7 separate regions of the Mus musculus genome follow, and regions 1, 2, 4, 5, 6 and 7 are each linked to region 3. Evidence: chromatin loops called from intact Hi-C (ENCODE). Cell type or tissue: left cerebral cortex. All regions are shown on one strand. Each heading gives the region's core, and the rest is flanking DNA. Links, peaks and the distances in the headings are about the cores only. Region 1 holds the start of Gm30984 (a long non-coding RNA gene). Region 2 overlaps Ttc7 (tetratricopeptide repeat domain 7). Region 3 holds the start of Calm2 (calmodulin 2). Region 4 overlaps Gm30984 (a long non-coding RNA gene). Region 5 has its middle 28 kb from the start of Gm30938. Region 6 holds the start of Msh2 (mutS homolog 2). Region 7 overlaps Gm46587 (a long non-coding RNA gene).

Region 1 (4,419 bases), core at 137-4,136, 84 kb after region 3:
GTCAAAGAGGCTTCCTGGAGGAGCCCAATGGGACTCGAAGCTGCTGTCTGGCCTGGCCGTCGGAAGCCTGATAGGGAAGAGGGGACAGGAAGCTCCGGGGAAGAACAGATCAAACAATGTTTTCTCAAGTAGATTTAATGTACACCACAGGCAATGTGCCGAGTATCTTAAGATAGGGTGAGGGAGGGACAGTTCTTGGCCAGAATCTCTAAACAAAGATTAAGAGGAGAAAAATAGTTTATTAAAAGTGTGGCACATGGGAGGTAGGGGGAGGAATGACTTCTACAAAGAGCAGTGCAATTTTAGGACAGGGGAAAGGCCGAAGACACAAGAACTAGACTCTTTAGAGGCAGAGACTGTGAAAGGAAAATCAGATTAAAAACAGGAGACAAGGGCTCCTCAATCTACGCTTGCTGCGTAGATTCCTCTGGTGCCACCTCCGGGTGGACGAGGGTCTCAAGTGTCTTCCATGATACCACTTTCCTGGTAAAGCAGAGAACAGAGACACCCATGTACATTTCCATCCAGCTTTTAGGCAAATAGGGGAGGGACCGTCCTCCTTGCATCTGATCGTTTACTCAAAATAATCCTTACGCTTAAATGGCGTGTGCCCCGGTGGTGGTGGTGGTGGTGGTGTGCTCTGCCACCCTTCAATAGGATGGGAACAGCCTCAAGGCTATGTAAGGGGCTTAGGCCAAGCACCTAGTGAGGCCCTTTGAGCAGTGAACAAGCCTGTGGTAAGGCCTGGCCTTGGGGCAGGGGTGAGGGGGATGTGGGGGAGTGGAGATGGAGGGAGACAGGAGGATGAGAGGCGACGCTCCTAAGCAAAAAGTCCTTTCATTTAACTCAAATAGGACTGACTGGTTCCTATCGCTCGCCAGGGTCTGAAAAAGTAAATAGGGCCCGAGTCCTACTCCAGGGGTCCCTAGCCTAGTGCTTAGTCCCAGGACTTTGTGGCCATTAGTGGTAGGGCAGGGGGCGAAGGAGGCTTGCTCTGGCATCTCTCCTGCCACAAACTAGCGGATCCTCACGGTCCTGACAATCGTCCCCTGGCTCTCACCCTGACCTACCTCTCTCTCAGCCACACCTAGAAGGAAAGGGTTGGCCAGAGAGAAGGGACTAGGGTGACCTTCCGGCAAATACACCTTGGGCTGCAGTGGGGAGCTGGGCAGGCGACGGCCGAGGGCCTGGAGCCCTCCCCGGATTCAGCAGCTCCCCTGCGCCCCCTGCCGGCCACCGGACGCACTCCACGCATCGCCGCCCCACCCTCCCGGCTTCAGCACCCCCTCCCCCACCACCTACCTCGGCTCCCGGGATAGGTTGGGGAGGGAGGGAGCCTTCCATTGTTCGGGGAGTGGAGGCGTTTCCGGAAGTTCCCTACCTGATGGGGACAACCGGGGACGTCCCCAGGCCAGAAATTTCTCCCTTTGGAATTCCAGAGGGGTGGGGAGGTGACGTTCTTAACGTTTATTGGTTATTAATGGGGTGCATTTCCCGGGCGAGCTAGGGGAAAGAACTTGGAAAGTGTCAAGGACTGAAGTCATTCATTTTTCTCAGTGAGGCTTTTAAATTAGTCCTCGTGTGTATGTCAGGACACGCCTGAAGAGGACTCGGAGCCAACTGTTGTGCCCTCGGAGGGCTAAGGAAAGGCTGTATTCTCCGCCCTTCCTTCATCTCTAGGTAGTGGAGCCACCATCCTCCAAGAAGTCTGCCTTATTCTTCATTACCTCTGTTACAGGCAATGTCAGTGCCTCGCTTTGGTAGGTCAGGATTCTCTGCTCATTTTTGGTAAATTTTTTTTTCTGTATCTGCAAGAGTCTTAAGCCCATCATTGTGTCCAGGGGCAGAAAGCCCTATCCGTGTGAGGCTGATATCTAGGGAGGAGAAGGGCACAAACAGAAAGAGCATCCCATTTCCTGTCCAGTCAAGGAGAAACTCCCAGTATCCCCCACGGTCCCCGTGAATTTGGCCCCACATACCCGAAGATCTTCGTGAGTACCCCGAAATCTGAGCCCTGGACGGTTTGCTCTCTGAAAGGTATCCAGGACGCCACTTAAGATCACGAGGGCTTTAAACCTCGCCAGTCTCTCCCTTTCAATGGCTCCCTATTTCCCTTACAAGAAAAGCCGAGCTGCTGGCCACTCACAAGGCCTCCCTGCTGCGTCCCCCATTCACTTCTCTCTAGTCACATTGTTTCTACCCTGCTATCCCTTAACTACGACGGAAATCAGCCTGGGCTCTGGCCCTAGGCAGCAGATCCAGGGAGCGAGCCAGAGTGGCGAGTGTTGTGATAAAGTCCACGTGAGTGCTCAAGGGAGGATAAAAGCCACTCTGGAAATAAATAAAAAAGGAAGCGTGAGTCAAAGAGATGGGTGGGGAGAGAGAAAGGCACTCCAACGGGGAGAACAGGGAGTGGCCTGGAGGCCGGCTGCACCCCAGTCCAGATCGGAGACAAGGACGGCAGAGAGCACGTTTCGATTCTGAGAGACTTGTTAGAGCAATGATAGCTGATTCCTCAGTGCTCCACGAGGCCTGAGAAGTCAGGGCCAACAGTCTGCTTCTAACCCCTGAGAGGGCATAGTATGAACTTCTGGCGTGTTGTCTCATCCCCCAGTCCAGTCGTCCCTGTCCACCCCCCACCCCCCAAAGGCTGGAAATAGTAGAGCACCTCTGGGTGATCCAACTGGGGTCCCGGCATCCTACTGCCTCCTCCTACCCTTCCAGTTGCTCAAACCCCTGCCTGAGCTGCAGAGGGTCAGAAAAAGTCCTGTGTCACACATCTCCATTGCCTTGACCAGGAGGAAAACCAAGTTTCAAAATGGCCTTATTTTGCAATCTGACTCAAAAGGGTGTGGAGTGGAAAATTATAGACAGCAGCCACCAAGGGACTTTGGCTTAATATAACTGGTGACCTGGGAAACGGCAGAGGCAGAAAATAATTTCTGCCTTCTCGGATTGAGGGACAGGGAGGGCTTTTCGAAGCAGAGTCAAAATAAAGACTTCCTTCGAGCCGAGGAAGCTCGAAGGAAGCAGGTCAGAGGATAGCCCTCCCACTTCCTTGCGCCTCCCTCTCCAGCTTTTCTTCATGCTTTCTGCTCCTTCGCCCCCTTCCCATCCTACCCTCTTGGCTTTCCAGTCTTTTCTTATCTCCGCTTCTTCCACCCCACCCCCATGCCGCCCCCGCCCCTGCTCGCTTCCCTCCCTCCTCCCTTTGATCTGTTCTTTCAGCTTCAGCAGCAGATACTTTAGCTCCTAACCACTTATTAACAGCGAAAAATCATAAATCTTATGCAAATATCAAATGAGCACCTGTCAGCGACTGTCTGTAACCCATCAATTAGTGAGGGATCCAGAAACACGCTACAAACAGAAGAATCCCTAAGCAGACCTTCTGATGCGATACAATTTGCCACTTGAGCCCTGTTGGTCCACGGGCAGTAAGCACATTTGCTGCGTTGTGTGGGAGCGTTCCTGAAGGACAGATCCAGAACTTTTTCATTATACTGGACTGAAGCTCCATACTCATCAAGACGATAACTCTCCATGCCCCACCCTCTGGTACTCACAGATGACTTCCGCTCATATGCAAATGTAAAGAAAACCATAAAAACCTTTGAAGATAATAGAAAGAAAAAACCCTCATGGTGTTAGTTTTGGTTATGGTTTTTGTTGTTGTTTGTTTGTTTGTTTGTTTGGATTGTTCTTCTTTTTGTTTGTTATTGTTTTGAATACAGAAAGAAAGGACCAGGCAGTGGTGGGGACATACACAGTAGGCATCTAAAACATTTTGAGTCGAAGGTTTGAAACTGCCAACAGATAATGCCAAGGGCACACACATTCTCGGATGATGGTGGCAGCCATGCACACACTGAGAGGACACATTTCAGTCCAGTCAATGTCCCAAATGCAGGTCCCTCACCCATGGACTTGACCAATATTGGATATTAAGGTTTTAGGTCTGAGGATTAATATTGTCAGTGTTAACAGGATCTTGAATCACCAGTAGACGAACCTCTGGGCACGCCTGTGAGGATTTTTCTTCACTAGGGTAGCCTCTGGGTGCATCTGGGAGGAACTATCTTGATTCTGTTTTTCTCTGGCCTTACCTGAAGAGATGGTCTGGATTCAATTAGTTGAGGTGGGAAGACCCATCTTAAAAATAAGCTACAGTAAACTGAGCGGTGGTGGCACACACCCTTAGTCCCAGCACTTGGGAGGCAGGGGCAAGAGAATCTCTGAGTTCAATGCCAGCCTGGTCTACAGAGTGAGTTCCAGGACAGCCAGGGCTACACAGAGAAACCCTGCTTGAAAAATAAAACAGTAGACTGCACTATTCACTGCCCTGGGTCTTAGGCTACACAAGAAGGAAGGCAGGGCGTGGAAGGAAGGCGGGGCATGAAATAAAGACAAGGCATAGTA
Region 2 (4,000 bases), core at 1-4,000, 75 kb before region 3:
TCTTCCCCACCTCTCACTCGGTACTCTACATGCGAGGCCGACTAGCTGAGGTGAAGGGCAGCTTCGAAGAGGCCAAGCAGCTGTACAAGGAGGCTCTCACCGTAAACCCGGACGGCGTGCGCATCATGCACAGCCTGGTAAGCCACTCTCCCCTCCCAAGACCTCCCTTCTCATCCCCCTCACCCCGGCAGGTGCCTGCTGCTGCTGCTGCTGATGATGATGATGTCGATGATGCTTCCGGGCATCTCTAGGAGGTGATTTCCTGCCCGCTCTGCTATGAGAGACATCTGTATATGTCTTGTAGGCGTGAGCTGTTTCCCTCCCATCAGAGTCTGCACTGATGGAGGAAGAACTCTGGAAGGGATGAGTTTTTTGGGTTTGTTTGTTTGTTTGTTTGTTTTGTGGCTTCCATGTTGCTGTGAAGTTCTGTATGTGGTCTGCTCTCAAGATCCATGGCCACTCGTTAAAGCCTTACCCTGGGAGATAATCCAGACTCTCCGCAGTTCCAAAAATCGCCTTGTATGAGGGTCCTCAGCCTCTCCTCAGCCATTGGGCTGCCTCTTTCTTTCCAGGGGCGTTCTCTTTCCTGGTGGGACTCAAGGGTCTCAGAGGTGAACCATGTCAAATCTGGCATGAGTGTACATTGAGAAGAGCCCCTGGGCCCAGTTCTGGGACATGGACACAGGATTTGCATACCAGGGACACAGTGACACGCCGGCACCCGTAGTGGGGAGGTTTGGTAGTTGAGAAGCGCTTATCCTGACCTAGCTACCTTCTTCCTTGGGTGGTCATGGGTAGGTGAGCCTATCTCTGAACCTTGAGTGTGCTTATTCATCCAGTGAAGAGTCTCTTGTTAGGGAAGCAGTAATGTGTTCCCTACTCTGACAGAGTAAGACTCTACAGATGACCTTTCACCCCTGTTTTCCTTGCTGCTTCCAGAGAACAGAGAGATGAGGACAGAGTGGTCACTGAAGGGCCACGTAGGAACCCACAGTCAGTGGGACCATGGAGAGGTCTTGGTTCACATCGGATACCCCTTAGTGTTGAGAATGGCTGTTGCAGCAGCTCTAACATCTGGCTCTGGAGAACACAGGGTTGGAGCACAGGGTCCCATGTGGGCGGCGGTCTCCGTTGCCAGATCTTATTCCCCTCTGACAGGAAGCTATAGAAGCTGGGTTTCAAGTTGGGTTTGAGGAGGTCAGGCACGCACTCAGAAATCCCTTGAGAGGATGGGAGCCCAGGGAGAAGCTGGACCGAAGTGTCTTTATTGCTTTGTAACCCACTGGTTCCTGAAAACGGAACCAAGCGAAGATTCCCTGCTCACTTCCCATTCCTGCTGCCGGATCTCTTCTTAGGTTGTATGAATTCTGAGCCCCAGCTAAGAAAAAAAAAAAAAAATCATAGGCCACAATGTCACACAGCCTTGTCTGTCCCTTGCCATGGCTCCCCCTGTCTTGGGGTCAGCCCAGCTAGTGTTTGGTGTTTTACAAGGCACACCTTCTCCTTCCTCCTGCATTTCAGCATTGGCTTTCCAGGTTAATGCCTCACTAGAGGTCACATCCAGAAGTCTGGATTATTGAGGAGGACTGGGCTGCCGCCATTCCTCGTGGATCTGAGCCCGAGACCTCAACCCCCAAACCCAACAGAATCCAGTAACAAGTACAATTTTGAAGTAACAGCGTACCATTTTTCATTTATGCTTATTATTGTTTGTAGCTATTTTCTTGAAATTGAAGCAGTTTCCAACCATGGGTTTCCATGGTAACCGAATAGCCGTCCAGAGTAGCTCCCTGCAGATGTTACTGAAAATGGTCCTTTTTCTCTTCCTGGGGTGCCTTGCTGATTTAATGAAATTGGAGCAAGTTGGAGCCAGGGCTGCCCACTCTCAGTTACCAGCAACCAGAGGGGCAGCCGGCTTCTGAGTGGGCAGCCCATCCCTTTTCCACAGGCTTTGTTCCTGCCAGCATCCCACACGTATGCATAAAGAATAGCAAATCGCAAGCCTGGAGAAGATTTAGTAAGCATACTTTCCTAAAGACGTGTGAATGCTTTAGCATGTTGCTCTCAAGTGTTCCCCTCATCTAAATGTCTTCCTTGTGCTGCTGGCCTGTGACTCAGGACATCTGGGCTCTCATCCTGGCTCTCGTTTTGGTTGACTTGGGTGACATAGGACAAGAGTTAACTCCCATTGTTCCCAATGTCCCCTTTTATAAGTGGATAATAATTGTCCCTAGATTATAGTGTTTTTATATCAAATGAGATAATGCCCGTGGAAGTCTACAGTGAAATAGGAAAGGAGACCAGCTAGCATACAGACCACTGTTCTCCGGGCCCCTTCATTGACGGGCATTGCAATCAATCATAGCACCCCCAGAGAAATGGACTTTGGTTACAAAGGCCTGTATAGCACCCCCACCCAGCCATCCCAGGCCTACGGGAGTGGTACTAGATTCTAGGGGTGACAGAGGAGGCCAGCCTTGACCACCCACAAGTTATGAGAGAGCTTGGGCATTGCGTCATTGGATGAGCCAGGGGTTTTTTTTATTCCCTCGTATCAAGGGGAATAATCATTTGGTTCCTTATGACTTCAAAGTGTGTTTTCGGGTTCAGGTGAACTGCAAGCGGTGAGAAAGAGACCACTTAGGGTACCTTTGTCACCATAGTGACAAAACATCCTGCAGCAGCAAGAAGCCTAAGCCCAAGCCCCACCTTCTGCCAGGTAGACTTCTGTGAGCCACATCGCATCAGTAAGGGGGTGAGGTGGGGGTTGGGGGGGCTTTGGCACAAACTGCCTTCTAGTTCCAGGGAAAGTTTATGGTCAGTGGGGAAGTGAGGAAGCAGGGAGGAAGCAGGGAGGAAGCAGGGAGGAAGAGGAAGGACGAACCAGCAAGGCCAGAATTCCCTCTGGGACTGCTTCACTGGTTAGCTACCCAGGGAGCGGTGGCCTGGAGTTGAGTGTGCCTTTCAAGCCCAGCTGACCTGCACTTAGGTCCACTTTGCCTTGTTCACTGTTTAACCGAGGCCGAGGAACCTTTCAGAGGTTCAGAATTCCTGTCTGTGACGTGGGGATGGCTATGCCAAGCATGAAAGGCTGCTGTTAGAGTGCAGCTGAGTAAGCGTGTAGCGTTATGTATGGGCTCCGTGTTCAGTTGCTCCTGGTTTGCAGAGGGAGGCGGGAACCCTGAACCAAGCCCAGAGGCTCTTTGCATTAAATCTACTCACCACGTGCCCCAGAGAAAGACGGCCAAGGCACGGGTATTCAGGACATGGGATCCCCTGTCTTGTGGATAGGACCTCGTGAATACGGTGCAAGGCCATGCTGACCTCAGCTAAGGGGGGAGAGAGATTTGCAGCCTTTTCTCCCCGGTCTCAGGATGCTGAAGAGGCGCTGTGGTGATAGGCTTTGGCGAGGCATGCTGCTGTCTCTGCAGGCCCTGTGCCGTCTGTTTGATGATGTCACAGAGAAAGAGCTTTACTCCTCAGCCTCTCAGGACACTCTTCTTCCTCTGTAATATCCTGAGAGGCTGAGATCTCTGAAGGTTCTCCAGTGTTGTGCAGAGCGAGGGTTACACAAAGCAGCCAAGCCTCGGGGCCCCTGACACAGCCCAGACCCTTCTGCCTCTGCTGCCATGACCTGGATCTCAGGGGCCAAAGCGATTTGATGTGGCTTGGTGCTTGCCCGTTAGCTGGGCTGCGGTGGATGGCTTTGAGAAGAGCAGGCAACTGGGAGAGCAGGAAGATCAGAAGTCTGGCCTTTTGCCGAGAATGGGGAGGATGGGGAAGAGAGACGGGGAGGATGGGGATGGGGGGAGAGATGGGGAGGATGGGGAAGAGAGATGAGGATGATGAAGATGGGGGAAGAGATGGGGCACATGGGGAAGAGAGATGGGGAGGATGGGGAAGAGAGATTGGGAAGAGAGATGGGGAGGATAAGGATGGGGGAGAGATGGGGAGGATGGGGATGGGGGGAGAGATGGGGAGGATGGGGAAGAGAGATGAC
Region 3 (4,419 bases), core at 227-4,226:
GTATTGCAAATTATCGTCCTCATTAATTTTTTTAAAACAGAAAACACGAAGAGGGACTTATTTTTCAAAGCTCTTTCTAAAATCTCCTGCTCTCTTTTACACTCTTTAAGTGTACAGTTACTGACGGCCATTATTGCATAGGTGAACTGTCCGTAAGAACTAAGATCAGATGGCAACTTCCACTCTGAAACGCAAGTCGTTTTCAAGGAACTCTGCGTGTGGTAGAGGTGAACAGGAGTGCACCTGAGCACTCAAGAATTTAGCGACCCGCCCCTTAATTGCTACTTCCACTAGCTCATGGGGGCCGAAAAACGCCTTTGAGACCCTAACTGAGGTCGGTTGCTTTCCCTTTACGAGCTCTATTTTTTTTTTTTTTGAGAAAGCGCCCGACTTCCAGCAAAAGCTTGTATTCTTCAACGATTTAAAAAAAGAAAAAAAAATTAATCATCCAGTCTGGGTAGCGGAAGCCAGCACCAGATGGAGTGAACAAGCAGCAGCAGCAGCAGCCCTGCGCGGAGGGGGAGGGGGGACTGCTGGGGTCCCCTCCCCCGCCCATCCCCGCAGCGCCGCGGGCCGCCCAGACCTCCGCAGTCCTGCAGGTGCCAGCGCAGCAGCTGGGGCGCGAGCCGAGCCGAGCCGCGTAGGGCGGCGGCTCGGGGCCCCGCGCGCTCACCCCACCCGACCCCCGCGGCGGGGGTCCCCGCACGGGCTGGACCCACGGGGCGCGCCCCCGGCCCGGCCCGGCCCGGCCTCGCGGGGATGCGGGCTAACGGCGCCCGCTCGCCTCGGGGCCCCGCGCTCCTCCCCACCCCACCCCCCGCGCATGGCGGCCGGGCGGACAAAGGCGCTTCCTGGCGCCCGCGCTCGCTCGGCGGTGGCCGTTGGCGGTTTGAATCCGGCCCCCGGGGCTGACCTTTGGCGCCGCCTCGGCCGCAGCCCCTCCTGCTCTGCTCTCTCGACCGAGCCCACGGCCCCGCACCCCAGATCCATCCTCCCCCGGCCAAGCCCCGCAGCGGTCCCCCGACTCATCTAAAAGGGAACCCAAGAGGACAGGGGTGGGGGACACCTGCGACACAAGTGTCGCGGGGGGCCTCCTGGCTTTTTTTTTTTTTTTTTTTTGGTGCCGTCCCTCTGGCGAGGACAGTTCTGAGAGGGGAGGTCCCCTCTTTAGTCAATCCGCTTCAGCATCTTTCCCCGACCCGCGGGGCGCCGGCCGCTCAGCTACGCACTCACCATGCTGCAAGGGCTACGGGTTTCCGAGACGCGACCAGACAACCGCTCGACTCGCTCGCTCCACTCGGACTAATTCTCCTCCTCCGCCCCCAGCTCCTCATAAACACCTCCCTCCGCCTCCCTCCGCCAGATCCCTCCGCCTCATCCAGATAACGGAACCTAGCGAACGAGTCCCGGCCAGCCCCCGCCCCCTCCCCCCCCCCAACTCTCCGGGAGACCCCCTTTCTCCGCAGTCACTGGGCAGACACGCAAGAGAGAAAGGGGAGCAGGGGGACGGATGACGTAAGTGGGTTCCACTCCCAGGCAAGCCGTTAAAAGGCCGGGGGAACCGCGCCTGGCAGGAGCTACTTTGCGGCGCGGAGGAGCACCGCGGTGGCGGTCGACCAGGCGAACCTCGTTGAGCTTGCTGCTGATTGGCTGATTTGTACCTGCAATGCGTCACTTTCTCTCGCAGCCGGAACGCGGTTGCGGCTTCTGCCGTTGCTTGCTCGCGCCGCGCTGTCCTGGCAACTGCGCCAGGCGGCAGCGTGGCTCTCTCTGCGCTCGGCTGGAGGACCTTCTTCCACCCGTCCTGCCTGCCACAGACACACGCACACACTCACCTTCCCGCCCCGTATGGAGGTGCTGCTGACAAAAACAACACGGGCCAAAACAAAAAATAAATAAAACTGAAGGACACCCCCCCCCCCCAGTAAACACCCACCCAGCGCGCCCAGCTTCTCAGCGTTGCTGCATAGGGAGGCCGGTCGTTTTTCATTACACGGTGCCGAACCCATGCAGCTCAGCTGACAAGCTAATCAAAAAAGGGGCTTCCGTTTATGCCTACCCTTCGCTTCTCTTTCCTAGCAGTAATTTATCAGAAAGCTACTCAAACCCACTGTATCCGAGAGTGTGTGCTGTCGGTCTCCCCAAGGAGCCCCTCTGAAATTAGAAGCCCAAAGTAGACAACCAGAAAAGGATGATGGGGGTTAGAGAGGAAAATAAGGATTCCATCCTCAAAATACAGTGCCCAGAGAAGATTGATGGAACAGCCACGGCCCAGAGAGAATTAGGAAGATGGCGAAGGCAGAAAGAACTTCCCAGTTGAAAAAGCACCACCATGCAAACCCTCAAACCGTGGAGAGCAATCACTTTGTAAAAAGCAAGGCAAGATGAAACCTCAACTTCAGAAAGAAGCCTGCCTTCAGGATAGTTTCCCCGTTCAGCAAGAACATTTCGGTGCTAACAGCTATATGCACCCACTCGGAGAGTCCATTTTAACCTCCTTTACCTAAGTTAGACATCCCTCACACCTTTAAACATATCTTTTAATGAAGCCAGAGCTGGGCCCTCTTTCAGTCATGGAAACCAGACATTAAGCGGCCTTCTAATTAGCACTAACAAAGCTGACACCCTTTCGAACGAATGCCCACTCGATGGGAATACCAAACCAAACCAAACCTCAGATTTCTGTTTCTATTATCCTTGCCAATGTGGTGCCCTGATAATACTGAAAGGGAGGAGAGCTAATTAACCTTACCCCACAAATGAGATAAATATCATTATTTGGGAATATTACTTTAAAATGGGCACCTCCAGCCAAGAATCTGACGCCACCGTTCCGTTCCAGTGCACTACATTCTGGTAAATTCAAAGTTTTTCCAAGATATACCTCAGAAATTTGTCTGTGACTCCTCCTCAGATCTTCAGATGGAAGACCTACTAATTTTTTTTTTTGTCTTTCCGCTGACTCAGTAAAAATATTCTCTCCTTACACAGTACCCCATTAGCATGCGGTGATTTTACATATGAAATTTTTAATGGTGGGAAATTGAATGACAAAATGAATAATCACCTCTTCAAGGGAAGGAATTTTTAAGAGGATTGGTGCAGAATGTATGATAAGTACGCACTGACTCGTGCCTAGAGAGACGCGGTAGTGCTTGCTAACAAGTATATAGAAATATATTTTTTTTTTAAATAGAGAATATAGGAAAGCTCTTCCAGGTTTCGTAGGTTGGGTTTTGGTAACGCCTTTCTTGCATAATCTTCCTTGTTGACCTCTTAAGAAGACAAAGAAAAGTCAAGGGTTACATTTAAAGCCATTGCGGTTTATGTGTATTTGAGACTGTTCCAAGTCAATTTATTTATAGAGCACTTGTCTTCCGAAATATGACAGAGATCTCCGCCTAACCCTGGCAGTTGTCAGTGAAACGCAAAGTCAGCGAAGACTGTGTATCAGAGCCTTGGAAATATCTTTTTTTTTCTTCTGTCTGGTTCCCACGGTGAGATCTTAGAGTTCTCTACCTTTGTCCATCTTGGGGGAAAGAAAAAAAACAAGCAAGTTCTTCCCCATCGCTGCTTCTTCCTCATTTTCTGAATTGAGATAATACCGCCTTATCTCTGGATAGCTTCCTTTCCGGAGCTTCTCTCTCTTTTACCCAGTTTTGCTAGTTAGCAGTGAAACAAGCAAACAGAACATCACATAACACCATTCTTGAATATAGTCTATGGGTTTCTGAACAAATTGAAAAAATTAAGTCCTACTTTTTCCAGGGCATTGATCCTATGCAATGAGTCAATTTCTCTTCTATGATCTAGAATGGAATTGGGGAGGTAGGACGGAAGCCATCTTCTTCCACGGTTCAGACTCGTCGCCCTGGCTGAGAAGGTTACGCTGTTTTTCCTTTAATGAGGCAAAGCAGGACTAAGATGAGGCGACAGTTAGCTTTCCATCACTGTGACGAAACACCTCGATTCAAGAAAGCACCATGGCAGCTGCAGCTGGGGCTGACACTCACTTGTCTCTGTCACTTCCAGGCCTGTGTGGAGGAAAGCATCCTGGAAACGTCAGGGGAAAGAGCAAAGCTCTTAGAGAACTTAATGTTATAACCAAGCCTCTCCCCACCTCCCCAACTCATTAATCCATGAGGCCACGGAGGAATCAATCTATTCATGAAGTCAGAGCCATCGTGATCCAATCACCTCCAAAGGTCCCACACTGAAGAGTGTAGCCTTGAATACCATGCCTGCCACACATGAGCTGTTATAGAATACTTAGGAGTCAATCCAGGGCTGGAGAGATGGCTCAACAATCACGAGCTCTATCTAGCTCTTCTTTCAGAGGACTAGAGTTTAGTTCTCAGCACCCACGTTGGGCAGCTGTATGCAACTCCAACTACAGAGAAGCCAATGTCCTCTTCTGGC
Region 4 (4,419 bases), core at 242-4,241, 73 kb after region 3:
TTTTTAAAGAATTAAAAACGTTTTAAAAAAATATAAAATAAAAACAAGCAGAGATTGTGCGGTGGCACAAGGCTGTCTGTGATTCCAGTATTTGGAAGGCAGAAGGAGGAGGAGCAATAGTCGAAGGTCACCCTCACCTACATAATGACATGGGGCCAGCCTGGGTTGCATGGGTCCAGGGACCTCCAGCTTAGGTGTTCCTCAGTGAGATGGGGATTTCTGTCTCAAAAGTACAAGAACCAACCAACCAAAAAAGAACTGTCCTGGGCTGGAGACAGTCAGGTGACGTTTAGTCAGGTAAAGTGCTTGTCCAGAGAGCATGAGGTCCTGGGTTCAATCCCCCATGCTAGGTAAATGGTGGGGCCTGCAATCCCAGCACTCAGGAGGTAGAGACAGGAGGGTAAAACTGTAGTACATACGCATCCTGGGTTTAGAAAACAAACAACAAAATGCCTACGGAACAGCCTGGAGAGATGGCTCAGCAGCTAACGGCACTCGGCGCTCTTGCAGAAGAATTGAGTTCAGTTCCTAGCACCCACATGGGGGAACTCACAGATTCTCCAACCCAGATCCAGGAGCTATGATACCCGCTGTCTCTGCTGGCACTTGCACTTAGAGGCAGCAGTCACCAGAACAGCCATTTGATTACTGGAGCCGTGGCCTTGGCAAAGGCTGCAGCGGAAGCCAGTTCACCACAGGGCTGGCCCTGCTGCAGACTTGGACTTACGTCCTCGCCAACCTTCTCCATATCTGTTAAGTATGAGCTTAATTGCTGATCCTGTAGTGTTAGAAGAGACTGCTGGGTCATGTCACCAAGGCCCTGGCACTTGAAGTACCCAAATGCCACCCAGGTAGAGCAATGGAATGTCCTGGGGAGCCTAGAGCTCCTTTGGGGAAGTCCCATAGGCTCACCCTCTTTCAAGGTGAACAGGTTTGGTTCCAAAGGTCCATCTGACCCAAGATCTGTGCATGTGAAGGCAGAGGCAAAGTGAGTCCGTTTGAGACCTCCAGGATTTGAATATGTGGTATAGCCTTGGGAGCTGAAGGTGAGGGTGCTAGTAATGACTATGATGACCGTGTGATCGCCAGGGAGGTAGCAACCTGCACGGAATGAAGCCAACTACGTTGAGTCAGATATCCACAGGTCTCTCAGCAGAAGCAGAACATAAAGTCATAAAGCAGCAGCTCCTACCCTTAGCTCCACAGCCCTTAGAATACATTAAAACCTCAGGAGAGGGGGAGGAGGAGGGGGACCAGGGGGAGCAGGGGGAGGAGGAGAAGGAGAGAAGAAGAAGGAGGAGGAGGAGGAGGAGTAAGAGGAGGAGGAGAGAAGTAGAAGAAAGAGGAGGAAGAGGGGGAGGAGGAGGAAGGAGAAAAGGAGGAAGAGGAGGAGGAGGAGGAGAAGAGGAGGAGGAGGAAGAGGAAGAGGGAGAACAGAAGGAGGAGGAGAAGGAGAAGTAGAAGAAGGGCTGGGCAGTGGTGGTGCACACCTTTAATCCCAGCACTTGGGAGGCAGAGGCAGGCGGATTTCTGAGTTCGAGGCCAGCCTAGTCTACAAAGTGAGTTCCAGGACAGCCAGGACTATACAGAGAAACCCTGTCTCGGAAAAACAAAACAAAACAACAACAACAAAGAAGAAGTAGAAGGAGGAGGCGGGAGAGGAGAAGGAGGAGGAGGGAGAGGAGAAGGAGGAGGAGGGAGAGGAGAAGGAGGAGGAGGGGGAGGAGGAGGAGGAGGGAGAGGAGAAGGAGGAGGCAGAAGAGGAGAAGGAGGAGGAGGGAGAGGAGGAGGAGGGAGAGGAGAAGGAGGAGGAGGAGGGAGAGGAGGAGGAGGAAGGGAAGCTATCTTTAAACTAATCAGTGGGTGGGTAGGGGTCTCCTCAGCAACACAACTCAGCTCATTCATCCTGTAGCTGCTCCCTCCTGAAGGGCATGTGGGCATCTGGGACTGGGGATCATCAGCTTGGGTGTTCCCCAATGCACTGCAGGTATTCCTGTCTCAAATAAAATTAGCTTCCCACAGAATCAGGTCACGGTTCTACCAAGGGTCTGCCAGGACGTTAGGATGAACTGGTGAAGCATGTGGCTGAAACTGGTGGAGTCTGAATGCTGCGAAGACCCCAGTCCCTGAGCAAGTGTCTCGTCCTCTCTGGGCCTCCAGCATCTGGTCTAAGAGACGATCCAGAGTAGCCCATCTCTCCAGCTACCTGTACTTTTACTGTTGATCCTAAGACTTCTCAAGACACATTCTTCTACCCTTAGGCATGGTGGCAAACTCCTGAAATCCCAACACTCCGAAGGGAGGATTGATAGTTCAAAACCAGCTTGTGGTGCATAGCAAGACCTTGTCCTAAAAAAATAAACTGCACAGTAGCATGTGCCTCGAACCCTATCCCTGGTGAGGCAGAGGCAGGGGGGCCTCTGTGAGCTCCATGCCAGTCTGGTCTACATGGACAGCCACAACTACGTAGTAGAACCCTGTCTGAAAAATAAAATCAAGACAAAATGAAGGCACATCCCCAGTCCATCGGCCCATGATCTTCCTAGTAAGCCAATTTATTAAAGCACTAAGTCCTTTAGTTCCTAGCTTTTATGTTTCTTTCCTCCTCTGACATAACTGCCTGAATGGGGACCCTCAGCTACAACAAGGTAAGATCACGTGGCCTAGAGGGGCTGGGCTCCAGAGAAGACATGAGGAGAGTGGGGAGGGGGGCTCAAGAGTTCCTCTGCCCCTGGTGGTTAGTTTAAAAACCCGGCTTGAGAAGAAAGCTGGGTGGGGCAGCCTGGGCTGTTAAATTAACCTGTGAAAACTGAAAAGAGAGAGAGAGAGGAGAGAAAAAAACAGCCCTGTGCCTGCTTGGCTGTGTAGAAGAGCCTGCCTCTGCTGGGGGATGGGCAGAAGGTGCGCCACGGAGAGTGGCAGGCCCTACCTGGGCCTTGGGCAGGAACACAGAGGCCGTTTTCATCTGGCCTTCAGAAGTTTCCCTTTGTGGCATGGTGCTGTTAAAAATATTCCTCCCTGAAGGTGCAGCCACAGCGCAGCAGATGTCCCTGGCTGAGCACTTGGGAAGAAGCTATTAAAAGGAACGTAATTAGGTTGTCATCCTGGGGCCTCCGAGCCAGGCTTCCGAACGCCATCTTTGTTGAAAGTTTTCCAGATGTAAAACATTGCAGAATCAGGTTTATCAAAAAGGAATGGGGTGGGTGCAAGAAACAAGCAAAATAACGCTATAGTTCAAGGCTGGCCTTGGGCCCTGAGTCTTTTCTTTCTGTGTCTCTTGCCCATCCTAGATCCTAATTCCATCTCCTCCTTTCTCCCTTCCCCACCATCATCTGCTCTGAGAAAAGCCTCTATCTATCATTTACACCTTAGCACAAATGAACGCACCTAAGCTTCATGGCCCCCTGCAAACCGCCTGGTTCAGGCCCAGATTTCTGAAGCTTTAGCAAACAAAAGCCTTGTCTTTTGTCAGGCTGTCAGGCACTGGAGTGGAGGTGGGGGAGAGCCTTTCTAGTGACCCTGAAATCACACCAAGGAAGCCACCTACTCAGCCATGCTGAGAGAGCCTGCCCTGATTCCAGAGAGTCCTATTCTACCTTAGAGGCACAGCTGCTGTAATCACCCCCTCCTGCTGGCCTGTTACATCCTGCAGGCTCATCTAGTGGCTGTCAGCATCCGCCACTCACCTCTCTGTACATCAACATGTATTTATCAAGAGTTCCCTGGCAAGAAGCCTGCTGAGTGGTAGAGAAGGCACAGGGAGCATCAACAGAGGACAGGCTTGTCATCCCGGTGGGAGGGAGAAAGACACGCATCCGGCAATCACGGAAATAAATGCAAAATAAGGGCTGCAGAAGGAAGTGTGTGGTTGGTGCTGAGGAGACAGGCCAGAGGGAGGCTAGCCTGTAAGGGAAGTCGGGAAGCCTTCCTAGATACTGAGCTGCAAGTGGGAGCTGGGACGAGGGCTGGGGGAGTGGGGGGTGGGGTAGACAGAGACACAGCGGCTTGCTAGACCAGAATAGCTCTTGCAAAAGCACTGGCTAAGTCTCAGAGGGAAGCCCATAACTCCTAAGACACCCTTCTATTGCACTTAAGTACTGGACTGTGTGCCAAGAGGGGACACGAGGTGGGGGAGGAGAAAAAGAATAGAGTCTGAAATGGTAGAAAAACCTGGTACAGGCAGCTGCTGAGAGGTGACCCTGACAAAGAGGCCATGGTGGTGGTACAGAGCTGGTCTAGCCTCCTCTTCTTGAGGCCTCGGATATTCTGGCCAACTTTTCATCATTGGTAACAAAGCACGGCGTTTCCCTGGGTTATTTTATTTATAGCAAAATTATTAATGAATACCTAATATATTTGCAGAGTAAAGAAAGCAAAATTTTCATTCTAGGACCCCCTCTATGGTTTGACATTTTGTGT
Region 5 (4,419 bases), core at 231-4,230, 54 kb after region 3:
GGTTAATGCAGCTACCTGGGCCTGAGCTTTGCAGAGACAGCCTCATGCCCATGAAGCCCCAGACAGAGAGAAAAGGGAGGCTGCTGCCAAACACCAAATGAGGACCACCTTCTGGCAGAGTCTGTGAGCCTATTCTACCTCCCATCAGATGGGACACCAAGAAGATGGCAGTTTCCAATTCCATAGACAAAGGCATTCCAGGTGGGAACAGCTGCAAACTGCTTCATGCTACATGCAGAACTCATGGCGTGGCTCTAAACAGGAATGAAATGGGCCATGTCCAGTGATCTCTGTCTTTCTCCCCCACAGGCCGGTCTGGTCCCGGCTTCCTCTGCATGACCTAGTCACCTTAACCACTGATGTCACATCTCTGCTGTGAGCCAGGCACCATCACGAGCCTTGAAAAGACAGCAAGGAATGGGACAGAGGTGGAGGTGGAGCAGACAACGCAAGCCTTGCAGCAGATGGCACAGTCCTGAGCAGACAGCACAGGCAGGTCCTGCAGCAGACAGCTCAGGCAGGTCCTGCAGCAGACAGTACCAAGGGCCCAGGCTGGTCCTGACAGTCAGTGAAGGGCACAGGCTGAGACCACAGAGGGAGCTGACCCAGAGCCAGGTGTTGGAAAGGAAGAAGTACAGAGGCTGTGCTGACTAGCCACGGAGCAGGTGTTCCTCCTCTTGTAAGCCCCAAAGGTCCTTCATCCTGGGGGTCACCACTTAGTGCTCCACTGGTGGGGAGAGCAATGAGTCCATCCTGATCCTGCATCCAGAGACTGATGGGTCCACAGAGCTAGGAGCCAGCCTCTGTCCGCTCCTCCCCAGCGTAGAGATAAAGGTCTTTGGGGTTGCTTTAATTTAGTTTAGTTTGGCTTGATTTGGAGGGACAAATGGAGGGACTTACTATGTAGTCCAGGCTGGCCTCAAATTACCCCAGCTTCCCAAATAGTGGGACAGCAGGCAAGCAATCCCACACCTGGCTCCAGCTCAGAGTTGTAATCTCTCTCTCTCTCTCTCTCTCTCTCTCTCTCTCTCTCTCTCTCTCTCTCTCTCTCTCTTTGTGTGTGTGTGTGTGTGTCTGTCTGTCTGTCTGTCTGTCCGTGTCTCTGTGTGTGTGTGTCCCCTCAGTGACAAGCAGAGGGAGGGAAACAAGCAGAGAAGCAGAGAAGGTTAAGGTTAAGGAGGTTTAGGATACAAGTCCTAAGAAATGTCTTGGGAAGGGAAGACAGAGGGAGGGGATGTGTAGCACCTGCCTGGGAGGAGGAGCCAAGCCCCAGGCCTGCACTCACCAAGAGGGTGGAGGAGAGCCAGGTGGACCAGGTCAGAAGCATGCTCTAAAGGTGACCTTTGAACCCTGGGCAAAAGTCTAGACACACCCCTCAAGCCCAGAGAGGGAGAGACAGATCTGTGCCTTCTAATTCTCAAAAGAACTCAGGATGGAAATCATGGGGGACAGCCTCGGTACCAGAAGAATAAACTGGCAGCCATGAAACCTCGAAGGCATGGTTCTATCCTTTGGGCATGTCGTTAAGGTTAGACTTCAAAGAAGTGACAAGAAAGAAGAGTGCTTCTCTGATTTCACAGAGCGGAAATTACTTCAATTTAAGGTTCAAGATAATATAGTATCTGAGGCCACATTTGTGCAAATCTATCATCAGATCTTTCAGAGATTTCATCCAGGCAGCCTTGGGGTGCATGGTGATGAGAAACTCAGCCTGCCTTGCTCTCTCTTCTCTGCACACACCTTCCCTCCTCCCACTTCCTCCCCCACCTCCCCTTTGAGCCAGAGCACGTGGGAACAGGGAATTATGACTGCAGGAGCCTTGGGGCATGGTTTCTCAGAAGGAGAAGCTGATATAGACTTGACTCACGAAGTTCTTACAGCACCAGACCTATCCCTCTGCTTTTTCATGTAACCAGAGAAACAATTTCTCTGCAGTTATGTCCACTGTCCTCCACCCAGACAGTCTTAGATCGACGCAGAGCTGCTGCTGCCCTGCATGGCCAGGACTGAGAGGGGCCCACTTCCCAGGGATCCGCTGGGCATCTTTCCTGAAGCTGTTTCTTTTGTCAGAGACCCTAGAGATGTTTATTAGTCTGGGAGAGTAAACACGCTGAGAAGCTGGGCTGTGTTTCCTCTTACTGCTGCCTCTCAGTATGTTTGCACTTTATGTAATTCGCATGTAAGTGGGAAGCCTGAGTTGGTGGAAATCTGGCTTGAGCATCCAGAATATGCAGTTCCCTGGATAGCCACCAAGAGGGGACTGAACAGAAGACATGATGTCACCTTCAAGGGGGAGACTTTTCAGCTGTCTGGGGCGGGGAACTAGGACGAATGAGAAGAACTACCGGCCTCAAACCCCAAAGGAGAGGCCAGAACACCTTTCTGGGCCCCAGTCCAACCTCTGCCTTGAAAACAAAGCTCCAACGAGATGTAGTGCAGATTCCAGACCTCCAGATCCTAGTTGCCCTGAGGGAGAGCTAGCTCTAAGCAGCCCAGAAGGTCTCTGGGTATCCTGTGCCCCCACCCACAGAAATCAGGAGCCCAAGGCTATAACCAGTGTAGAACCAGACCTAAGATAATTCAAGGGTTACCAAGCCAGGTCTTTCGAAACCTTTCTCTCACTAAGGGAGAGGAGGGGCATGGGCCTAGGGAATAGGGACCTCCACCCATCCATGGACAGCACCCCCCCCCCCCATCCCTTTAGTCCTTGGCAAGGTAATTAATGGCCAGGAAGCTCTACATCAGCCTTCGAAAGCTAGTGCGGCAGGAGCTCCCTCCTGACAGCAGAGCTAATAAGAAAGTTGCTAATGCAATTTATCACTTTAAAAAGCCATATGCCGGTGGATATGAGCCCTTCTCTGCAGCAGCCAGCAGCTCTCAGAAGGGGGTGCAGATGATGTCTTCACTAAATCAGTGGCATGGTGCAATGCAGCAGGCTAAGCAGAGGAGGGCTGCTAGGGATGGGATGGTGGTAGACTGCTGCAAGCCGCAAGCCCCTCCCCCGCTGCAAGCCCCCCTCCCCCTCCCACCCCGCCACCCTCACACCCCCCCACCCTCACCCCCACCCCAACCCCCCCCTCCCGCTGCAAACCCTGGCTGCAGACCTCAGCTGTCCCATGCCCAGGAAGTCTACCTGGGCTAGCTGAGGAACCAACCCATTAAGAGCTAGCTGGGCTCTGAGCTCCAGCCCCTGCCTCCTTGGAACTGCAAGAGCGGGGCGTTTCACTTCCTGTTGCAGTATCTTCAGAGATGACTGATCTGTCTCCATCCCCGGTGCCGACACAACAGACCCCACTAGATGGGCACATTTGTTTTGTTGTTTTTCTCTCCTAATCCCCTGCAATCCACGACCCAGGGTTGTCAGCCCAGAGCCAGCAGCAGGGAAAGATGAGAAGCCTATCGGGTCCAACAGAGTCTCTGTCCCCAGCTGAGACAAAAAGCTACTTTCTTTAAGTACCCGGTGTCTGGTAAAACAGAGAAGCTTCTACAAGGGAAAGAAAAACAACAAAAACAAAAACCACTGAGGTGTGCTTATAATTGAAACCCACAAATGAAACAGTTGTCCGCTGTGGGAATGGAGCCCAGGGCTAGGGAAAGACACTGATGAAATGTCCACATGGCTGGAGTCCCCAGAGCTCTCTGGAATGGGTCTCACTCTCCATCTGTGGGAATGATAAGGGTTGGGGAGGGGCTACGATTCATGTCACCAACACCCCAAGAAACACTGAAGCCAGTTCTGCTGTTGAGGACTTTATTTTTTTATTTTTTTGGTTTTTCGAGACAGGGTTTCTCTGTGTAGCCCTGGCTATCCTGGAACTTTGTAGACCAGGCTGGCCTCGAACTCAGAAATCCGCCTGCCTCTGCCTCTGCCTCCTGCCTCCTGCCTGCTGGGATTAAAGGCATTGCCACCACGCCTTGCCTTTTTTTTTTTTTTTTTTTTTTTTTTGAGACAGGGTCTTCAAGCTGTCTATGTAGTAGAAGATGGCCTTAAACTTCTGATCCTCCTGCCTTCACTTCTCAAGTGCTAGGATTACAGTCTGTGCCCTCATGCTGTGTTTATTGGGGATTGAACCCAGGGCTCCAAGTGTGCTAGGCAACCAGCTCTAGTTCTAACCCTGTAGCAAACTTTGATCCTAATTGTTCCCTGTTCTCTACATCCATGGCCTGGATTTGGGAGAGAAGATACCCACACAAGACAAAGGCCAAGGACGCAGATAATAACTACTAGGAAAAAAAATGTTATGCTGGGATCTGACACAGTCCAATGTGGACAAAGGAGAGTGTCTGCTTCTATCCTGCCTTCCTGTCTTCTGCCCAGTTAGTGTTGTTGAGAATGGACAAAGATGGATTGAATTCAGCCTGAGGACTTCACCCAGGAAGATGGAAGTGAAGCCCCTCCCCCACACTGAACTGATGTCA
Region 6 (4,412 bases), core at 413-4,412, 220 kb after region 3:
TGACCAGACATTTCTGACAGAAAGGTCAAAAGAGGGCCATTCCAGAGCAGAAGGTCAAGTGTACACAGAGGCCTCAGGTTGCAAGACAAATTAAGTTCATGGTTCCTGATTGGTGTCAGGGAAATAGGCAGGCATGTTCAAGCGTCAGGAAATGTGGCTGGGGAGGGCAGTCTGCAGTTAGATTGTCTACATTTCTTTGTTTTCCAAGTATGTGGATATTAGCCTGTGGGTTAGTAGTGTCTAAATTTGGCTGTCAGAAATATCCTGGAAACTCCTTAAAGACACTGGGAAAGGCCAGGTATGGTGGTTCATGCCTGTAACCCCAGTTTATGGTCATTCTCAGCTATGTACTGAATTTGAAGTCATCCAGAGCTACACGTAGTCTTGTCCAAACAAAACTAAACAAAACAACAACAAAACCTACAGAGAAATGGGGTGGGGAGTGTCAAGCACAGTGGACCCTCGCCTCCTTCAGGTCTTTATCCCATAGAATTTAACCCACGATCAATACAAAACACAGCCTCACGTCAAAGGGACTAAGAGATAGTTTATTTTGGTGTCAAATATAGGCGACCATGGCCTAGAAACACTGTAGGCATTTAGGCCTCTACTCATCTCCCCCTCCCTCTCCCCACCTACTGTCTCTCTCTGTCTCTGTCTCTCTCTCCCTTTTTCTATTCCTTCAACTCCCCTCCCCAGGTCCTGAATAAACTCTATGCTATACTCTATCACTGTGTGTCTGGTCACTCAGGGGGAAGGGATGCCTCAGCATCGGCCCACAGAGGCACCTCCTTCCCCCACACCTTACCTCACCAAACATTTTCCATCTTTTTATCTTTTTATAAAACACAGTAAGCACAGTCTAGGTTATCCCAAATACCATGTTCCAACATGATATACCAGTCTCATTTTTATTAATTAAATTAATAATTTATTTCTGTTTTGTGTGTATTTGTGCTCACATCCATAAGTACACGAGTCCCATCGCGTGGGGGTGTGGAAGTCTGAGGATAACTTGTGGGAGTTGGTTCTCTCTACTTTGGGGCCTGTATTAGGCCACTAGACCTTAGCACAACTGACTCCATGATGGAAGTACTATTCAGGCTGTAAAACTCAGCACACAGACAGCACCTCCTGCCAAAACTAAAATAAAAGCCCAAATTCATCAAAAGTCCACAGTTCTGGTAAAGTTTCTACATGTCCTAAGGTTGCTTTTTTTTTTTTTTTTTAGTTCCACTTCTGGTTAACTGTTCTTGTTAATTGGAGTATGACAACCCAGAATATAAATATATGTATATGTATATAGCTTAAAAGCTCACCCCAAGAAAAGTTCAGTGCTACAATGGGATCCTGAATACCCAGGGTAGTTACTGGTCAAGTAATAAAGCTGTCCTATTGGCTTAAACCTGTGGGCAAGTTGTTTTCTCTGGTGGATACCACACAATAGGTCCAGGCACGGAATCCAGGGCATCGGGCTTGGTACACATACCTTCACCCAGAGCCATCTCAGTGGCCGTCGAGAAACTGTATAGAAACAGAACAAAGAAAGTTTTAAATCAAGGCCGTAGAAACTAAGGGGTCTGTACAAAGATTATATTTGATAATCACAAGGTTGTTAAGGTAAACACAGAGGTGGGCAATAGTAGCTCTTTAGGGGACTACAATTAGCTCAAGATAATTTGGCTCAGGGCTTGCAATATTTCAGCTCCCTACAATCACATCTTAATCAGTTAATTAGCCCTTAAGAATGTTTATAACCCTGCAGTTTTTCCTGTCGGTTTACACCTCTTAGTCTCCATCTTTCTGTGTGTTTGTTTATCTACTTCTAAAACAGTGTGCAGTCTGCATCCATTCACTAGCACGGAAGAAAAACCAGATGCAACCTCTCTACCTCCCCCGCCTCCACCCTTTTCTTTATTGAGACAGGGTCTTGCTACACAGAAATCCAAAGCAGGATGTTTATTTATTTAGAACTCCAAAGCAGGTTATTTATTTATTTATTTATTTATTTAGGATGCAGTCTCTGGTAGCCCAAATTGACCTCCAGCTGCGTAGCCAAGGATAATACTGTACTGTGTTTCTTGCCAGACCCACTTTTAACTTTTGGCCCTTCTGACCTCCTGAGAGCTGGGGTTTCAAGTGTGTGTCACCCTACTCGTTTCCACATTTAATATATATATTTTTTCTTTAAATTAATAAGTGTCTGCACCTGACCTCCTCCACCCACACCGAGGATCTGGAGTTACCAGTTATGATGAGCTACACTAGTGATGGGGACTGAACTCAAGGTAGGCGACTATGAAAACATTAGGAAGTTAGGAAACTGCTGAGCCCCCAATCTGTCCTTTATTTGTTTATTTATTTATTTATTTATTTACCAGACAAGGTGCTGAGCCCCCATCTGTCCTTTATTTATTTATTTACCAGACAAGGTTTCTCTGTGTAGTCCTGACTTCCCTGGAACTCGATTGGTAGACCTGGCTGGCCTCAGAGGCCCCCCCGAGTGCTTGGATTAAGGGCATGCGCCACCACGCTCGGCTTGCCAAGTGTCTATTGGATGAATTCGTCAACCGATGGGCGAAATGCAAAACTGGGTCAGCAAGAGGTTGTGCAGAATATACCTGAAATTTTACCTATGGCAGTTTGCACTGCAAGTGTATAACGCACACTCAAGGCTGGGTGGGGGAAAAAAGATAGTTCTTTGTTTACAAGTTCTTTGTGATTTCACTCTTACGTTTCCGGTCACTTGATAAAACAAATTCCTAGCTGACCCCGCCTAGCACACCTACCCACCCACCAGGCGGACTTGAAAGCGCAGCCTCTGGAAGGCCTGCAAGGCTGCAGAAGTCGGACGCATGCGCAGTAGCTAGAGTCCTAGAGTTCGCGGGAAGCTGGGACCTTGCTCGCTTATGATTGGCTACTGCGGTAGACTCCCACCCACCGGGGCGCAGCGCTGCATGGTGATTGGGCGAGCCCACAGAGGCCGGACGAGGTTTAGGGGGCGAGGTTGGGGAGGCGGGAAACGACGCGGCCAGCGCAGGGTCGCTCTGTGCTCTAGTGGTGTTGGTGTGGAGCGGCTCGGAAATGGCGGTGCAGCCTAAGGAGACGCTGCAGTTGGAAGGCGCGGCCGAGGCGGGCTTCGTGCGCTTCTTTGAGGGCATGCCGGAGAAGCCGAGCACCACGGTGCGCCTCTTCGACCGCGGCGACTTTTACACGGCGCACGGAGAGGACGCGCTGCTGGCGGCCCGCGAGGTGTTCAAGACCCAGGGCGTGATCAAGTACATGGGGCCGGCAGGTGAGGGCAGCCGCGGCGGCGGGGCCCGGGCCGGCTCGGGGCCGCGTTGCCGGAAACCTGGGCGCATGCAGCGGTGGGGCTGCGGCGGAGCGCCCCGCCCGAGAGCTGCCTCCCCGGGCCACGCGTTTAGCATCTTGTTTTGGTTCGCTTCCGCACAGTGCGCTGGGCGGCTGCACACCGCCGAGTCCAGGCTGTCCTCGGACGCCTCGAGTTCCAGCCTCCCAAGTTGATAGGATTAGAGTCTTGTGTCACCGTGGGTACCTCCAAATCAATAACAGCCCGCAGCCTAGGAGCGAGGAGTGGAGGGCGTTTTGAGAGCTTCCTTTAAGACACCCTCATTTGCCAATAGGCTGTGTTTTGTTTTGTTTTTTTTAAACCGTCTCGCTTGAGAACCTGGGATGGACCATTGCTGAAGGGCAGTATCGCCAAGTGGTCAGGACCTAGGATATGCCCTGGAGCTGAACTGCCCGGATTTCAGTTGTGGATCCCCTACTGTTTGCTGAGTGCGGTTGAGCTAGTTGGAAAGCTGTGCTTAGCTAGCTAGCTAGCTAGCTTTCTTTCTTTCTTTCTTTCTTTCTTTTTTTTTTCTGCCACCTTGGCTCTCACCACTCAGCATCATCTCTCCCTAAAAGGCTTCAGAACTCATTTGTGGCCTAGGAAGATTAATTTGATCACCATAATAACCTCTCCCCCACCCACCCCCGTTGCTTTTTCTTTCAATTACATTGAATGTCCATTATATCATACTTTGGAGTTGTGAGTTCTAATTTTTTTTTTTTTTTTGGTTTTTCGAGACAGGGCTTCTCTGTTATAGCTCTGGCTATCCTAGAACTCACTCTGTAGACCAGGCTGGCCTCGAACTCAGAAATCCACCTGCCTTCCAAGTGCTGGGATTAAAGACGTGCGCTACCACCGCCCAGCATGAGTTCTAATTCTTTATGCTGTTATATGCAAATGGATGTTACAGACATCGTATTTCTGCCTGGTCTGTGCTAGGTAATAGTCTGCTGCCTTCACAACCAGTTGAATTTGTTTTTGTTAGACAGCTATTCTTTATCTTGAGTTAAAGAGTGACACACACACACACACAAGAAATGTTGTGTCCATTAATAATGTT
Region 7 (4,419 bases), core at 247-4,246, 120 kb after region 3:
GGTTTTGGTTTGAGCTAACCGTAGTATGTGAACTATTTACTGACTTTAGAAAAAGCAAATTTTTGCTGCCCGAGGTTGAGGGCAAATTAAATAAATTAAGAAGTAAAAAATCAGCCATGATAGCAGCCTGTGCTGCTGAGCATTCCTAGGGTTAAAGTAAAAGGAGATTTTGTTTCCTGCTCGGTTTAACCTGTGCAGATCTGTGTGCAAGACCTGGAATCTGAGGACCTTAAAGGTCGAGGCGTACCACAGTCTAGGCTGCAGACAGCCTTACTTTGGAGTCAGTGTGTTTTTATGCACACATGAAACACAGCAAGCAGTGATCCAAGGAAGGGTTTGAGTTCAGGAAAAAAACAACACATAAATAAACATCAGTAAGCACATACTGAATACTGACAGAGCAGCCCTATCCCAGAACTTCGTCAGGACAGACCCACGGAAGCACAGTTGCCTGGACGTACTATAGATTCTATCTGGGAAAGCATGGAAGCAAGGCAGAAGGCCGTATCAGATTCAGGGTTCGCTGACCAGGCTGGGTTCTACCGTATGATCTGACATCCATCAAGAATAAATTGAAATTTGAATGCCAATGTTTGTTGCAGGAGGCACAAAATCATGTCTGAGAACAATTCAGGGAACAAAGTGCCCTCTGCCTTTTCTCCTGGAGCCTCGCTCACAGTTCCCCACAGCACTGCTCACGATGGTAGTCCTTTGACGTGGCAACAATCCTTCCTGCAATGAGCACCTGTGACTGTTTCCTGGTAAGCCTAGACCAACGATGACGAAGCAGCCAAGAAGCTAGTGTTCTGGCCTAGTTTCATCTCTGTCATGGTCTGTTTGTCATGTCTCGTGCCTTTGGGTATGAGTGGATCCCAGGGTGATCTCCTGTGGGAAGCCACAAACGCCATTACAAGATGGCGCTGGCTACCACTGGCCACCACCCATGATTATGGGTAAACAACCAATGTGCGCACGTGCATAAGAGTTTTTTGCCTAGTCACTGCCTGGCCCGACGCATATTAATGAGGTACTGGTAGCATAACCAATCAGGTATGGACACGTCACTCCTAGGCCTATATAAGCAGCGCCATTTCTGGGGCTCGGGGTCTTTCGCCTACGCCGTCCATGCTCTCCCAATAAACGTGTTGTAGAAGGATCCTGTTGTGGCGTCTCACTTGCTGGCAAGTCAGGCGTCCCACAATCTCCTCTTTACTACTTAATTTATTGATTATTCAGTGTTAGGGATCAGAACTAGAACTCCACAGAAAGTAAATACTTTAACCTGCTCTACACTCCTCTCTCTCTCTCTCTCTCTCTCTCTCTCTCGGGAGGGTGGCAAGACAGGATTTCTCTATGTAACAGAGCCCTGATTTTTCTGGACTGACTCACTTGTAGACCAGGCTAGCCTCGAGCTCACAGAGATCTGCCTGTCTCTGCCTCCTGAGTGCTGTAACTAAAGGCATGCACTGCCACCAACGCCTCTGCCACCACCACCACCACCACCACTTAGCTTGAGTTCTCAAAGGATCCTGATGGCAGGAAAGAGAAAGAAGGGGGAGGGGCAACTGTGTCCAAAAGATCCAATTAGTTCAGGGCCACAGGAGTGACTTCTCAGTACAGTGTACAACCGTTACCGTATGTGTGAGCCAGAGGTAAGGTGGATGTCTAATGGTAGGCTGGGCCCTGACTTGGGGCTGGAGTGTCTGTTCCCATGGGTCAAAGGTTGAGCCCTTTCCTAGGAATCACGTATTTACTCTTTGACTCATCCAGCAAATATCTCATTCCTTGAAGCTACAGATATTTATTGAGCATCTACTATGTTCTAGTATAGGCACTGAGGATGTAGCAGGGACCAGACACATGAGAAGTAACACAGACGGATGAAATAGTCAGTAGATTAGACAGTGCTAAGGAGAAAAACCAAGTCTAGAGGAGGGTAGCAGACGCAAGCCTTCATCCTACGAAAAGCATCTCAGATAAGCAAATTGACACTGCAGTGAACACCCAGTTAAGGAACTGAGGATTGAGTCATGCAGGAGTCTGGGGAAATATTTGTTGAGGTCCCAAAGAATTTCTACCTCTGTGGGCAGGTGGGGGGTGGGGGGTGGGGAGAGGAGGCTGGGCCCTGGCAAAATTCCAGCCAAAGGCCACCAGAGGAAGGAACACCTAAGCTAGGTTTCCATTGCACAAGGGCACTGTTAAGTGTGTCGATCCTGTGTTAGGAACAAAAGCCGAGGGTCTTCACAAACTATGCCCAGGAAATGGGAGACGTTTTGTGTCAGGATCATTTTTCAGCTTCATGGTTTTTTTTTTCTTTTTCCAGAAGACTATTTTTATAAATTACTGATCATAGCATAATCTGAGCCCTTAGCAACCGTCTGGTGTTCATGGTTTCCAAATGTGGTGAGAAAAAGAATCCTCTGAACTGCTTGGATGAAGGATACTGACTTCAGCCTGCCCCGGTGGCACACGCCTGTCATCCTAGCTACTGAGGATGCCAGGGAGGGAGGTGGTAAGATAAAGGCTCACCTGGACAACTATGTGGAGAGACTCTTTCAGTGAATAACTATAAAATGTTTGTCAGAGTACTTGACTAGGCAAGCATGCAGACTCAGATCAAGTGAGTCTGCAGTACCAAAGTGAAAAAAGACCCTATAGACTCCACCTCAGCCTTGGTCAAAGTTCCAGCCCTTGGCGGGAGGTGGGGGGAAGGGGTGGGCTGAGGCAGGAAGATAGTGAGTTCTAAACCATCCTGAGATAGACTCTGTCTGCAAAGACTAGACCAAACTAAACAAACCTGGATTCTAGCCATCACCCCAGCCCTGTCCCCAGAGGGCTCTGGATTCTGGCTGTCACCCAGCCCTGCCCCCAGAGGGCTCTGGGGTCTGCATGTTTAGCCAGCACCCTAGGTGACTCCACTCCAGGCTGTTTGGGAGGCTCAGAGAGTGTTTACAAACAAGGGAAAGGAGGCCTGGTGAGAGGCATGTCTTGCCCAAGGGAGAACTGGTCAGTCAAGCAGGGCTGGGAGTGATACTTCAGTTTCCCAACTCCCTCTGTCTGTGACTGTTTTTATTTTCACACAACACAAAGATAGCCTGTGATATTGGAACAGATGCCAGGCCGGGCATTTGTTAAGATATGCCAGTAATAAAGGACATAACAATTACTACCTTTGAGAGCTGAGTGCCCTAGTTACAGTCTGTAAGGGAATGCTTGGTTCTGTTTATGGGGCCCAATAAAATGATGAATAATATGTGAGCTAACTGATTTGGTAAGAAAAGTTTTTTCTCACACAATTTTTATTTTTGTTTGTTTGTTTTTCAAGAAAGGGTTTCTCTGTGTAGCTCTGATTGTCCTTCCTAGAACTCGCTCTGTAGACCAGGCTACCCTCAAATTCAGAGATCTCCTGCTTCTGCCTCCTTAGCACTGTGAGCAAAGGTGTGCCTACCACCATACCACCCTTTTATTTATGATTTATTTACGTGTGTGTGTGTGTGTGTGTGTGTGTGTTATGTGTGTTATGTGTGTGTGTCCACAGAAACCAAACAAGGGCATTGGCTCCTCTGGAACTGGAATCAGACATGGTTGTGAACTGCCTCGTGAGTGCGGGGGATCTAATCTGGGTCCTCTGGAAGAACAACCAGGGCTCTTTTTGTTGTTGTTGTTTAAGAGTTTATTTTATTATTACCTTTTCATCTTCTGGGTGTGAGTGTTTTACTTACACATATGTCCGTGTACATACATCCCTGGTGCCCTCAAGTCCAGAAGAGGATGTTGGATCCCTGTTACTAAAGTTACCATGTCGGAGCTGGGGGTGGAACCTCTAGACCCTCTGGTAAAGTATCCAGGGCTCTAAACCACGGATCCACCCTTCCATCTCCATAAAAGTTGTAAATTACATTTTATTCACTGTGTGTGTATATATATCTGCATGTGTATTTGTATGTGTGTGTGTCTCTGTCTGCCTGCATGTGTGTTTATGTGGTGTGTGTGTGTGCGCGCGCGTGTGCACTTGCTAGGTTTTTATATCAACTTGACACAAACTAGGGTCATTTGGAAAGAAGACTCTAAACCGAGAAAATGCCTCTATAGGATAGACCTGTGAACACACCTGTTGTGATTTTCTTGATTGATGGTTGATATGGGAGGGCCCACTGTGGGTGAGGTCACCTCTGGACTGATGGTCCTAGGTGCTATAAGAAAGCAGGCTGAGCAAGCCATGAAGAGCAAGCCAGTAGGCAGGACTCCTCCATGGGCTCTGCATCAGCTTCTGCCCCAAGTGCTCTCTGTAACTTCCTTGGATGGTAGACCATTTAGCTCTCCTTCCCTCCTCAGGTTGCTTTTGGTCATGGTGTTTCATTACAGCGATAGAAACCATGACTAAGACAGTGTTGATGGGTACATGCATGCCCACCGTGT

Evidence for each region. Hi-C counts contacts between places; a loop is a spot of excess contacts. Peaks named below come from ENCODE experiments on the same cell type or tissue, not always from the same donor. Only the 100,000 strongest peaks of a DNase experiment are listed, where the experiment ranks them.
Region 1: a loop joins it to region 3, with 6 times the contacts of the local background. A loop is called at or near these places in 20 of 42 quality-filtered maps.
Region 2: it touches region 3 in a loop (4-fold over the local background); 6 of 42 quality-filtered maps call a loop at or near these places.
Region 4: a loop joins it to region 3, with 2.8 times the contacts of the local background. A loop is called at or near these places in 20 of 42 quality-filtered maps.
Region 5: a loop joins it to region 3, with 5 times the contacts of the local background. A loop is called at or near these places in 5 of 42 quality-filtered maps.
Region 6: a loop joins it to region 3, with 1.8 times the contacts of the local background. A loop is called at or near these places in 2 of 42 quality-filtered maps.
Region 7: a loop joins it to region 3, with 2.8 times the contacts of the local background. A loop is called at or near these places in 14 of 42 quality-filtered maps.

The regions. Positions count from the first base shown.
Region 1 is chr17:87,529,380-87,533,798 of GRCm38, forward strand. It overlaps Gm30984 (a long non-coding RNA gene), which reads right to left and starts at 1,717. Exons shown (of 2, transcript XR_877095.1): 1 at 1,303-1,717. In left cerebral cortex, for the core only: a CTCF peak has its summit at 1,228 (motif pointing left); DNase peaks (open chromatin) are centred at 1,270, 2,295, 2,997 and 3,407; H3K4me3 peaks cover 1,793 bases; H3K27ac peaks cover 2,966 bases.
Region 2 is chr17:87,370,525-87,374,524 of GRCm38, forward strand. Ttc7 (tetratricopeptide repeat domain 7) reads left to right here. Exons shown (of 20, transcript NM_028639.3): 19 at 1-137. LOC102632541 (a long non-coding RNA gene) reads right to left here. Exons shown (of 3, transcript XR_003952232.1): 2 at 184-1,378. Among named protein-coding and RNA genes, the nearest start is that of Stpg4, 55 kb to the right of the region's middle. In left cerebral cortex, for the core only: no CTCF peak of the experiment used is centred there; a DNase peak (open chromatin) is centred at 1,894; H3K27ac peaks cover 2,903 bases.
Region 3 is chr17:87,445,560-87,449,978 of GRCm38, forward strand. It overlaps Calm2 (calmodulin 2), which reads right to left and starts at 1,376. Exons shown (of 6, transcript NM_007589.5): 1 at 1,234-1,376. The coding sequence starts at 1,236. In left cerebral cortex, for the core only: CTCF peaks have their summits at 546 and 1,739; DNase peaks (open chromatin) are centred at 517, 1,343, 1,656 and 2,220; H3K4me3 peaks cover 2,124 bases; H3K27ac peaks cover 2,486 bases.
Region 4 is chr17:87,519,002-87,523,420 of GRCm38, forward strand. The region is part of intron 1 of Gm30984 (a long non-coding RNA gene); the gene reads right to left. Among named protein-coding and RNA genes, the nearest start is that of Gm30984, 9.9 kb to the right of the region's middle. In left cerebral cortex, for the core only: CTCF peaks have their summits at 2,734 and 2,935; DNase peaks (open chromatin) are centred at 3,025 and 3,765; H3K27ac peaks cover 2,169 bases.
Region 5 is chr17:87,499,982-87,504,400 of GRCm38, forward strand. No RefSeq gene overlaps it. Among named protein-coding and RNA genes, the nearest start is that of Gm30938, 28 kb to the left of the region's middle. In left cerebral cortex, for the core only: a CTCF peak has its summit at 2,232; DNase peaks (open chromatin) are centred at 451, 1,825, 2,228, 2,879 and 1 more place; H3K27ac peaks cover 3,259 bases.
Region 6 is chr17:87,669,512-87,673,923 of GRCm38, forward strand. Msh2 (mutS homolog 2) reads left to right here and starts at 3,021. Exons shown (of 16, transcript NM_008628.3): 1 at 3,021-3,295. The coding sequence starts at 3,085. In left cerebral cortex, for the core only: a CTCF peak has its summit at 2,781; DNase peaks (open chromatin) are centred at 2,237, 2,907 and 3,398; H3K4me3 peaks cover 1,647 bases; H3K27ac peaks cover 890 bases.
Region 7 is chr17:87,561,159-87,565,577 of GRCm38, forward strand. The region is part of intron 1 of Gm46587 (a long non-coding RNA gene); the gene reads right to left. Among named protein-coding and RNA genes, the nearest start is that of Gm46587, 7.4 kb to the right of the region's middle. In left cerebral cortex, for the core only: no CTCF peak of the experiment used is centred there; a DNase peak (open chromatin) is centred at 2,420; H3K27ac peaks cover 523 bases.